Linked DNA regions of Mus musculus: region 1 is linked to region 2. Evidence: chromatin loops called from intact Hi-C (ENCODE). Cell type or tissue: left cerebral cortex. All regions are shown on one strand. Each heading gives the region's core, and the rest is flanking DNA. Links, peaks and the distances in the headings are about the cores only.

Region 1 (6,224 bases), core at 2,484-4,983, 480 kb after region 2:
GCTGTCAAGGTAGCCCGGGGCTCGAGTCACGAGTCGAGCGGAAGGGCAAGTTTTTAATTTATAAGGGACAGAAAGTTTCTGAAGTGGCTGTAGTTCTTTGTGGTGATAATTAGGCAGTCTTTATAATTGATCAACCACACCCACCAAGCTACTTTTATTTTAAAATTTTAATGTGGGAATAATGGTAGTTTCACATACAGTTGTAATTAATTACATGCCAGTATAATCTCTACCACTTACATAGTTCCCTCAGGGGAATCATCTTGTAAAGCTAGAGTCTCTTCCAATGGTAGCATTTACTCATGACCACAGTTGAGAATCAGTCCCATCATCAAAGAACCTCATGTTGACACTTTAGCCTCCCATACACCAACAACAGTAAGCTACCACCTTTTCTCTGTTTCTGTAAGTCTGATTTCACATTGCTCTATAAAGGGAAGCATGTACGAGAAATATCCTGAAGATTGTTTCAAGTCATAGTATTAATCAATAGTTTATTTTATGGTGTATCAATGAGAAATATAATTACACCTTTGCTCTCTCATGATTAACACATTCACCTCTGAGACTGGATTGCAGCTCACTAATAGTGTACTTGATTGTCTTGCTTAAGGTTGTGGGTTCTATCTCTAGCACTACTTGTACATAGAAGATAATAATAAAGAAGAGCTATGAAAATATATTTGTATTTTAGATAGTAATTTTACCATGTAGATATAAATTGTATAATTTATTATGAGATATATAATGGTAGTTTTGAACTGGTGACTTTGTATTGTAGTTTGCATTCTATTTCTGTGACAATTACTACAAAAATATCTTAAGGAAGAAAATATTTATTTTGTCATACAGTTTATAGTCTATCATTGAGAGAAGTCAAGACAGGTATTCAAGGTAGGAACTTGAAGGCTGAAATTGAAACAGAGACCACAGAGTAGAGCTTCTCATTGTATTGATCCAAGACTCATGTTTAGTTACTTTGTTAAGTAGGTCCCCATACCTGACTATAAATGGAACCACTCACAATATAGTGGATCATCCTATATCACTGAACAATCAATAAAATGCCCCAATGTACATACCTACAGACCAATCTGATTTAATTGAGATTTCCTCTTCCCAGATATGCCTAGCATGCATCAATTTGACAAACTTTAAGACCCTGCATAAGGTAACATAGCCCTTCATCAGCATACATAGCTAAATCCATTCCATCTCTCTGTGTGTAATAGTTTAAATATGACTTACCCTCCATATTGTTTCACTTCCTATAGTCCTCACATTTTACATTAGAAATCTAGAACTGCTCATTGTAAGAATCATTTTCTTTATTGTAGCCTTAGACCTACATCTTGCCATTCATTCCACCTCCATCATTGGTAACCACTTTTTAAAATCTACCTTGATTTCCATGGTCATTTGTTTGATTGTTTTTGTTATTGAAAGAAAAATTATTTACATTACACATGGAAGTGTGGTCTTACAGCTTTTTTAATGGAAAGGGTTATTTTATTTTCCTCAGCATAATATCCTCTAGATTTCTTTCCATTTATTTATATATTTTCTCATTTTACATCCCAATCACTTGTCCCCTTCTAATCCTCCCTCACAAAGTTCCTCCTCCATCCCTCAACCTCTTCTCCTTTGAGAGAGTGGGAATCCCACCAGGTTCCCCCAACATCAATTGTCTGCAGGTTTATTTTTTTTAATAAGGGCAGAAAAGTCAGCTCAGTTGGGGAACAGATTCCACAGACAGGCAACAGCTTTAGGGACAGCTCCTGTTCCAGTTGCTGGGGAGCACATGAAGACTAAGCTGCACATATGCTACATATGTCCCTTGGGGAGAGTCCAGCCTCTGTATGCTCTTTAGTTAGTGGTTCAGTCTCTGAGAACCCCTGATGGTTCAAGTTAGTTGTCTCTCTCTGTTGGTCTTCCTGTGGAGTTCCTATTGCCTTTGAAGTTCTCAATCCTCCCTCAGGTCTTCAATAAGAGTTCTTGAGTTCCTTTCAATGTTTAGCTGTGTGTTTCTGCATCTATTTCAGTCAGCTACTAGGTGGAACCTCTCAGACAACACTTATGCTAGGTTCCTGTCTGCAAGCATAATGGAATATCATTAGTAGTGTCAGGGATTGGTGATTGCCTATTAGACTGGCCTCAATTTGGGCTGGTTATTAGTTGGCCATTCCCTCAGTATCAGCTCCATCTTTGTACCTGAATTTCTTATAGGCAAGACAAATTTTGGATAGAAAGTTTTGTGGGTGAGTTGGTGTTCTTACCCTTAAACTGGGGGCCCTGCCTGGCTATAGGAGGTGGCCTTTTCAGGTTCTATATTCCCACTGCTACATGTCTCAGCCAAGGTCACCCACACTGACACCTAGGAACTTCAATCATTCCAGTCTCTGGGAAGTCCTCAAGATGCCCACCACCACCTCACCCTCTGACAGCTGAAGATTTCCATTTGTTTGACTGCCAATTGGACCTTTCTCCTGTCTCTCCCCACACCTGTTCCTTTCTACCCTCATAACCTTCCCCATCCTCTCTCCCACCCTGTTCCCTCACTCCATCTGATTCATATGACTGTTTTATCCCCACCCCCTTTAGGTGAGTTTTAAGTATCCTTGCTTGAGCCTTCCTTCTTGTTTAGCTTCCACTTACCAGTGAGTACATACCATGCATGTCCTTTGGGGTCTGGGTTACCACACTCAGGATATTTTCTAGTTCCATCCATTTGCCACAAAACTGTACCACTATGTATCTATTATCTTTAATCGTGAAGTATATAAACACAATAATATAAGTAATGAGGATTATCATTGGACAAAATTTGGAGACTGAAATCTGATACATCACCAGCAAAAGTGAGCAGATTATGAAGTGAAGGCTTTCTGTACATGATTGCTCAGACCCACAGAAGATCTGTCTAGGTTCATTTTATCTGTGTTAGAAAGACAGATGTTACTTACTTTCTTCACTTTCTTTCACACTAAGCTAGAGATGAAACAAATTCATTTATTTACAGTTAAACATGTATTCCACCAATTTCACTGAGAAGTCCAATGTACCTTTTGGTCTTTGTCAAGAGCAGAATGTTTTGTTATTGCTTTTTTTTTGTTTTTGTTTTGTTTTGTTTTTTAAACCCAGAAATGAACAATACAAACTCAAATAGGAAAATGCTAATCAAATCTTATGAATTTACTCTTTCATAACTATCAGGATTACAAATGTCAAAACCCAGAAGAGAACAAATGCTGCCAAGAGTGAATACAGATTTGGACCTTGTCCTTGCTAAGAAAGGCAAAAAAGTACTGTAGACATCACAGAGTTTGTATGATGGTGTTTCGGTAAATTAAAAAAAAAAATCACTACATAGCCTAAAGTGACACTGTGTATTATTTACTTTTCTATTGCTGTAGTAAACAACATGACCAGGGCAACTTCTAGACGATAGAATTCATTTTGGTTTACAGTTCTCAAGGAGCCTATCATTGTGGGGGAGATCTTGCAGCAAAGGGCAGGCATAGTGGCTGGAGCAGGAACCTGAGGGATGATATCTTTAACAACAAGCAGAATGTCAAGTGGGTAAACTGGGAGTGGCTTGAGTCTAGGTCCCACATTCCAGTAACCAAGTAGAACTGCCAAATTCCTGTGCTCCATCCAGCTACTTTCTGCCCTGGCACATCCCACTGGGCTACTCTCTGCCTGCCAACTCTCTGGCAGGGCCTGAGCTCCTGAGTTCCTTTTGTTGCCATGCCAGCAACAACTGTCCAGCCACCACAACATCCAGTAACCCAGTAGAAAGAAAACTGTAGAAACTTATAATTAACCAAACATATTTATGTATCAGTAAATTCTCAATTCACAAGATGCTAATACAATAATTTCATAATCAATTGATAATGATAAAAGCTGCCCACCTAGATTAGACAAATTATACCAATTATTCTAACCATTATGATATCATAACTACCTGTGGCTATTTAAAGCCATGCTCATTCAGGTTCTTCTTCCTGTCTGCCTCCATCTTGGCTTTTTTCTCTCCCAAGGCAATCTCTGCAACTCATAGCTCTGCTTCCCCTTTCCCTGTCCAATCACAGACCTCCTCCTGCACTAATATTTTAATGTGATTGGACAGGGGAAATCCTGTCACATGTCACCCTTTCTATTTAAGTTATGTTTACTCAGTTGGGTTGAGCAGGAAAAGCACTAGGGATTATCAGCACACATTGTATACACTGTGATGTAGATGTAAATAGCAACATCCTACAAGCTGGTAACACCCAATAAAAGGAGAAAGAAGGAAGCTAGTTAGAAGGCATTCTCTGTTTTCTGCCAATATCCTATGAGTTCCTGTTATCTGTCTCTTGTTTCCATCATGGTGAATTGACACTCCTGAAACCATGAGCCAAAGTTAACCTTTTCTATTAGTTGTTCATCTCAGGAGTTCCTCTTCTTGGGCATTTGTCACACAATACAAATATATTGCCCAAACCACCAATCTCCTTTATGGCAGGTCTAGTATGTGAATAAAATTGAGAAATATGCCATGGGCTTATTAACTCTTTGTTCCTTAGCTGGTAACCTTCGACATTACTCATGATCATGTTGAAATACACCCTCACCCTTACCCAATACTTGGTAATTTGGGAAAACCTTTCATATATTTAATCACACATCCAACCTTTCATTCATTATTTCAGGCATCAGCATCAAACTACAAGTTTGAAGAGGTTGGAAAGTATCTTCCTTGCTTTTTGTACCTCTAAGTCTGCAAACAATGATGCATATGATATGTCCCTGAAAACTGTAAATGAGTGAATGTTTTAAAGGGAAATACATGAGTGGAATTCATTTCCAATTGTTTTGTTTGGAAACTGTTGTTCATTATGTCCCTCTCCCATCTAGAATCTTTGAAAGACAATGTAGTTAAGTAACTATTCAGACTACAAACACAAAAAGAAATTTAGGTTTTGCTAAGGGCTTCATTAAAGAACACTGAAATGAGCCAGTCTCACATTAAGATAGGGTTGTAGGAATCTATGCACTGATTCCTGTCCAAAAAGTAATCTCTGACATAAATACAACTATTAAAGTCACAGAAAACTCTATGTGCTTACTCATACCTATTAATGTTATTTGAATATTATTTTTAAAAATATCAAATCTTTACCTATTATAGGAGAATACAGAAAAGGGCCAAGAAAAAAAATTGGAAAAAAATTCTCAACTACTTATCATCAATACATATGAAAGTGCCTTTTAAATTACTAAATTATTGATCAAACAGAAACTCCATAGATATTGGATTGTGTTTAACGGTGGACTGTGAATAAAAGAAAGAAAGAGAAAAGAAAAAGTGGGATAGTTTAATGCCTTTACTTGGGAAACCAGATGAATTTTTTTCTTCTTTGAACATGAGGCTAATGGAAGTTAATTGGAAATTTAAGTCAATTTTGCCTCACTTCACACCAGGAAAAGGAAAGCCTACACAGGCATCAAAAGAACATGTTTTGTTTTAAGTAACCAGATACTTGACGCAAAAGCAATTCTTTCTGCTTTCCTCTGTGTGAAATTATCCATCTCATTCAAGTAAAATTGGTTTCGGGACCATTATGACAATGCTTATGAAACAGTGGTTTTTATTTTCAAGAGAATAATGGGTCTGCTTCTATTTGTTTATTGTTTAGGTGGTTGGTTGGCTGCTAGGAGGGAGCAGGTGTGAAGGCTGGCTAGATAATTGCCCCAATCAATTACTTTCTCTTGTTTGTAGGGCTTCTCTGAATAAGGACTGTGGAGTGGCAAGTGACCAGGGCTGCCTGCTTGCTTGCTTGCTAGGTAATAAACTTCAATTCTGACAAATAGCCAAGAGCCTCTCTTAACTGCACCAAAACGAATGGTGTGCCACTAGTTTCCTGGATGTTCTACATTTACAAATGAGACAGAAATTGTGCATAGCTCTGAGTTATTAAAGGGGAAAGATTTATGGCCATACATTGGATACAATGGTGTACCAACAAGATACATCCTAAAGTTGGTAAAAATGCAACTTGACCAGATCACTGTGGACTGCGATTGGTCAAGGCAGGCTTCACATTCATTATGCTTAGGGCATTTTCCTAATTGCTGTGACAATGCAACCTACATGAAATGTGTTGACTTCAATGGATTTTAAAAAAAGTTTAAATAGCAAAACATATATATATATATATATATATATATATATATAT
Region 2 (6,224 bases), core at 1,978-4,477:
TTCAATATTTTCTCTTCTTGGCATCCAGAAAATCTTGCAAAGGGCCAAGATATTCTTCTCTGTTATCTTCTGTCCTCTTGTCCACATTTACTGTGTTATCATATTTCTCTCTCTCTCTCCTCTCTCTCTCTGTCTCTCTGTCTCTCTGTCTCTCTGTCTCTCTGTCTCTCTCTCTCTCTCTCTCTATCTCTCTCTCCTCTGTCTCTCTCTCTCTTTTGGTGAGGTCTGTTTATTGATCTCAGACTTCTCTTGAACACCCAACCTTCCTGGATTCAACTCCACAGTCTTGAGATCTAGGGTTACAAATTTGAAATCTCACACTGGGATGTTGCTTGACTTTTCTTTAAGACTTCCCTTCTGATTGAGAGGCAGGCTGTATGCCAACATTTGTACAACAGAATTAACTAGAAGAGAGGTTCCTAGTTTCTGGTATTCTTTTACTGCAGAGGGATATTTTTCTATCCAATACCTAAGTGTCTTAAATACCTCCATATCTTAAAACTTCAGGGAAAAGTTCTATTTTCTTCACTTGATTCTGTTTAGCAATAGTAACTGGAAAGAAGGCAAAGGCAAGCAGATTTCTGAGTTCGAGGGTATCTGGGTCTACAGAGTGAGTTCCAGGACAGCCAGAGCTACACAGTGAAACCCTGTCTCAAACAACAACAACAACAACAACAAAAAACAAAAAAAAAACGAAACAAAAAAAAAAACAAAAACCAAAACAAAAGAAAAAAAACAGAACCAAAAACTACAACAACAAAATAAAACAAAACAAAACAAAAAGTACTCTCTAATTAAAAGAAAAATTACAAGTTTCTAGTAACAACAATGAAACTTTGAATGAGATTAATGCCTTCATTCTGAAATCTAAAAGTGTACATAGTGAGCAAAGGTTTTATTCTGTAAACAGAAGATTACAGGAAGGGCCAGCAAAGGAGAGGGGCATGGTAGAAATTGGAAGCAATGCTAATATAGCATATTCAATGGAGAGGCTGCACAGCAATCTTTCCTAAGTTAAAGCACAGGGAAAGAGCATCTGCAAGGTTGCCAGGATCCATCCTCTTTGCTACTACCCCTTTTCACCCCTTTAGAGGTTTGGCATTACCCCACCACCAGAAAAACACGACTCACTTAAGTATTGTTTGCATATTTGTATGTTATCCAGAATTTTAAATGTTGAGCAGATTATAATTATGGATTCTCAGATTAGAGATAATAAAATGTATTTTCCAGGGCTGAGAAGGTAGCTCAGTGTTAGAGCTCCATTCAGTATTGAGAATTACGGGATGAGCAATTCTGAAAACAAATGTGGATTTATCTCTTGAATGTACCATGAATTTAAACATTTGGGGGAAGATATTTTGAGTCACTTCTCTTACATTAAGCCACTATTAAAATTTTAAATGCATCATTTAATTTAATTGTCTCTGATACTTATTAATAGTAGAAACCTACAATGTTTGTGCAAATTTTCATTAGCTAGGTGTGTTTTGAGGTCTTTAAATATACCATTGTATACTTAACTGTCATAATAAAGTAAATAATAAAAGCTACACTATATTCATATTTTGCTTTAAGAAAAAAAACCAAAGCTGATTATATTGCTTTTATCATCAGAAGTAAACTCTCTAGAGAATGTAATTTTTTTCCTCTCATTTTTTTTATTACGTATTTTCCTCAATTACATTTCCAGTGCTATCCCAAAAGCCTTCCACACCCTCCCCCCCTCCCCTACCCACCCATTCCCATTTTTTGGCCCTGGCATTCCCCTGTACTGGGGCATATAAAGTTTACCTGTCCAGTGGGCCTCTCTTTTCAGTGATGGCCGACAAGGGCATCTTTTGATACATATGCAGCTAGAGTCAAGAGCTCCTGGGTACTGGTTAGTTCATAATGTTGCACCTACAGGGTTGCAGATCTCTTTAGCTCTTTGGATACTTTCTCTAGCTCGTCCATTGGGGGCCCTGTGATCCATCCAATAGTTGACTATGAGCATCCACTTCTGTGTTTGTTAGTAATTTTTTAAAAAGAATCAAGTCAAAAGAAATAAATTTTACATTTTAGCATCAGCAGAAATACCCACTAGACTCAGTTGCATCAAATAAACAAATGAACAATTAATTAATTAATTAATTAATCATAACCTTCCTAAACCCTCACATGCTTCATTTTTTAATTTGTATTTTGTTTTTACTTGGGGAGTGGCAGGGATGAGGAAAAAGGGGCAAAACCTATGTCTTCATGGAGTCTTCCAAGTGTATGGAACTCCAAGGTATATGTATAAGGACTAGATGGCATGGCCAGGTGAATCAGATGGAAGGTACCCTAGGTTATTTTTTTTTTCTACTGACTTCTATGAATAAAATAATAAGCTGAATAAATGGCCAATCTAATGTAGCTAATAAATGCCGGTTCCTTCTCCTACAGTATGCAAACATCTAGAACTCATTTTCTTCCTCCTTTTTCAGAATGAAACTCACTTAGCAAACAAGGTTACTCCCAGTACAGTGCAGTTTATATATAATACAGCTGATAAACTGTCTCCCCATCCTACCCATTCACAAGCCTGGAGGGTGTGGAGAATAGAATTCCCTGACTTTTTCCCAAGCTTTTTGGAGCTCTAGTCAGCTTGCCCTGGAAGGTTCCACATGGAGGGCAATGGACTGCAAGTCTTTACTGTAGAGTCCAAACTTTTTATAGATGATAATTGTAGGGAAAGACGCACATCTAAATGTTGATTTCTTGTGCTGTCTTCTAGATTTCAACAGCTTTGCTGGCTTTGATTACTTGGAAATCCTTATCATTCACAGGGAGAACTTGGTCCCCTTCTTGAGATCCTCTTTGCATCAAAATTTGGAATCACCTTGGAGATGAAGATGCCTAGCTGGGAGGCCTTTTCTCCTCAATTGTTAAGCCAACTGAGCACCAAGAAGCATCTTCAGTGTGACAATTAAGGGCAGAAATTGGGTCAAATAATTGTAGTCTGGGTGGTACTCTCTCTCATGTGGAGGAATCCATCCATGCTGGAAGATTTTCATAGGCACACAGAAAAATCACTGAGAAGTCATAAGGAATCCAGCTGTCCATTTCAGGAAAAGCCTAGCAAATAGTCTTTCCTCAGTGGTGCCTCAGATATCAGCCACCACATGCTTGATTTTGAAAGAAAAGTTTGTAGGGATTTTTTAAATTTTATTTTTCATCTTAAACTGAGGACTGGGATGGTAAGGAAATAGAAGAGGGTAGGAGGTAAAAATCTGTCAAGATCCACTGAGTACACGTGTAAAGTTATCTAAGAACAAATTTAATTAATAAAACAATTTAAAAATTCTATCCTCTGCCTAGTCTCTTGATTTTTAATTTCAGACACAAGATGGCACTATTAGTAGTGATTTTAATTTAACCTGTAGATAACAATCAGAGAGATTTGTGTATATTCAAACAAAGTGTCTAAGTATATAAAGTCAGTAAGTGGCACATGGATGTACATCCACACAGCCATGGCTGATTAATATTAACATCTGGATGAATAGTCAAAATTTAGTCAACCAACTGTTCTCTTGACATCAACATGACAGATTGAGATTTTTTAAGAATCATTTCCATGAGAAATTTCCGTGTTAGGCACGCAGTCACCATATATTTGCAATAAAGTATGAATGATAAAGATTGATAACAGAATGATTTCAGCACAAGTAGCATGCCTTAAACAAGATATATCAACTTTATGGGAAGTGAAGAAAGGTGTTCAAATGTAGAAAGATGCATAAGGGCATTTGCCACTAAATTACAAGGAATGCATGCTGCCACAGAAGAAACTTCCACACAGTAAAGACACAAGTTTTAGAATATTGAAAGCATAGGGCTCACTCAGAGTACACAAAGCTCGGACCCTGAAACATTTATGCTGAAATCCCTCCTATCTTTTCTTCCATTTCTCAAAACATTGCACAGACATAGAATGGGAATCAAACATATTTGTGGCTAAGCCAATAATGGGATTTATACTGGTACTAATCATTATGTTCTATCCAGTTTGACTCTTTTCCACATTGCTTCATTCATAGCTCTCAATTAAATAATTACAACCAATGAACCCATCCTTGCTATTTTTTCTTGATCTAGAAAGATTTGTGTCTGTTAAGCCATCTATAATGTTCTTTACTAACACTAAAGTTCTTTTTACTATCCCTCTAAACTATTTATTCTATTTAGATGAGAACATTAGAGTCCTGAGAGTATAATTAGAAACCAAGAAGCTTCCCATCTGATCTGGGTTGAGGTCGCAGCCCATACCTAGCATTCTTTCTATCATGAGCTATTGTATAACTCAAATAATAGGTATTTCTATCCGGAATTCAAGTACTGCATATCTTCCTATGCTCTGGGTTTTCTCCCTCTAGCACAGCTGCTATCCCCAGGCTGACATTTGAGTAATGATTGCATCTAATAGACATTTTAATAAAATTACTACTTCTACATTTATTCTTGCCCACTTGATGTAATTACATGCTATCATTTCTTTTGTGTACCTCAGCAATCCTGTTCTTGGTCAGAAGTGATATTATTTTTGAAAGATTCTACTGTAAACTGCTCTGAAATGGGGAGTAATAACATGCTTTCTTTTTAGTCAGTGGTTATCACTCACCTAACCCCAATTTAAATCATTGTTATTTAACAAATGATGAAGCTGTGGGTCACAGCCTCTGCTTCCATGGATGCAGGCTGAACACATACAATGTACTAGATGGTTTGTTATTTAGATAAAGTGGAAACCCTTTCTATTGGACACACTGAGAAAATATATCAGACTAAGATAATAACAACGATATGGTCATTTTTTTTTCTTTTCCAATTAACAGGATGGTGTCAAAAGACAAAGGAATAGAGATAGAGTGATTGGCATCATTGGAGTTGAGCAACAAGCAGTGACTTATAAGTTGTAATTACTGCTTTAACTAATTGTTGTTACTGGAGTCTGTAAAACCACCCATCTATGGTGGATCCTGTCAACAGGATTGTGGATGCATGTATATAGTTCCCTCATGGTTCCACTTTTTGGTAATCCCCCATTTCTCATTCTAACCTCCTCTTGCACCCTGCTGTCAATGTACAGCATTGCTGAGTAAATCCATTTTCAGGACACAGTGTGACCTAAGGATTCACTGTCCCTTACTACCACTCTGTGATCTGTTGGACTGCTTAGCATAAAGCATGCGCCTAAGCTTCTTTAGAAATGGATGTAAAATAACCAAACACGTTTTCTAGAATCCCCAGTAAGTCACAGCCATATTGTGTGCAGAATGAAAGAAAGCAAGATGGTCCACCTCTGTCCTGCATTTTTCTCAACTTCAACTCTAAACTACCTCTACTCCCCTGTTTGAGAGGGATCCAATTGGAAAGCAGCATTTTTCAGCATCTCTGGGTAAGTCTTTCAGAAGGCATGAAGGTATATAGACTATTTCAGACAGTATATGGAAGGTTGAGTTCTAAGGCAACACTGCTGTTTATCCCTGTTAGCATTCACTCTGCAGCTGCAGTTACTATACCCATCCCTGCTCTGTGAATTCCCCAGGTAGGTGTGGTGGGAGAGCAGACTGACTAAGATGATATTCATGGTTGAGTAGGTAAGTCTAGAAGTACATAATTCTTCACCTTGATTAACTTATTCAGGTATGATCCGTTTATAAATTGACAAAAATCACAGTTCATAATCATACTGGTAACTTTTGTTAGTTTGAAATTGTTTCAATTTTTGAGAACTGTTAAAATTAGTAATGTAAAATTCACCTCAGAAGTTAAGAGGCAAAAGAAGCCCATAAGGAAAGGGTTACTCGAGTTTAAAATAAGTATATTCTATAACTACATTTGAGCAAATAAAAGTAAAATATGGTTCTCTTAAAAATAATAATAAGGAACCTAACAAATCTAAGAGGATTTAAAAAAACAAAAATATACACATAGTTAATATATACCATGAACTATAGCTATAGCTACAAATGAGATTAATAAAACTATAAGATATTATTATTTGTGTAAATATGAAAATAAATGTGAAGTATGTGATAGGTAATTTTCTAGCACATGCATTATTTAATTGGAACCTGTTACACAAAAATATTGAGTGCCATATTAAAAAATACAACACTATAAAAGTTCTTTTTTAAGCTAGAGGAATATTTTGTAACTTTAAAATTATTAATTTAATTATGATTTTATACTCTCAT

The links. Hi-C counts contacts between places; a loop is a spot of excess contacts. Peaks named below come from ENCODE experiments on the same cell type or tissue, not always from the same donor. Only the 100,000 strongest peaks of a DNase experiment are listed, where the experiment ranks them.
Region 1: it touches region 2 in a loop (2.9-fold over the local background); 5 of 42 quality-filtered maps call a loop at or near these places.

The regions. Positions count from the first base shown.
Region 1 is chr7:95,078,779-95,085,002 of GRCm38, forward strand. The region is part of intron 4 of Gm32647 (a long non-coding RNA gene); the gene reads left to right. Among named protein-coding and RNA genes, the nearest start is that of Gm25684, 360 kb to the right of the region's middle. In left cerebral cortex, for the core only: no CTCF peak of the experiment used is centred there; a DNase peak (open chromatin) is centred at 3,674.
Region 2 is chr7:94,599,344-94,605,567 of GRCm38, forward strand. The region is part of intron 2 of Gm32647 (a long non-coding RNA gene); the gene reads left to right. It also overlaps the pseudogene Gm19761. Among named protein-coding and RNA genes, the nearest start is that of Gm32647, 560 kb to the left of the region's middle. In left cerebral cortex, for the core only: a CTCF peak has its summit at 3,352 (motif pointing right); no DNase peak of the experiment used is centred there.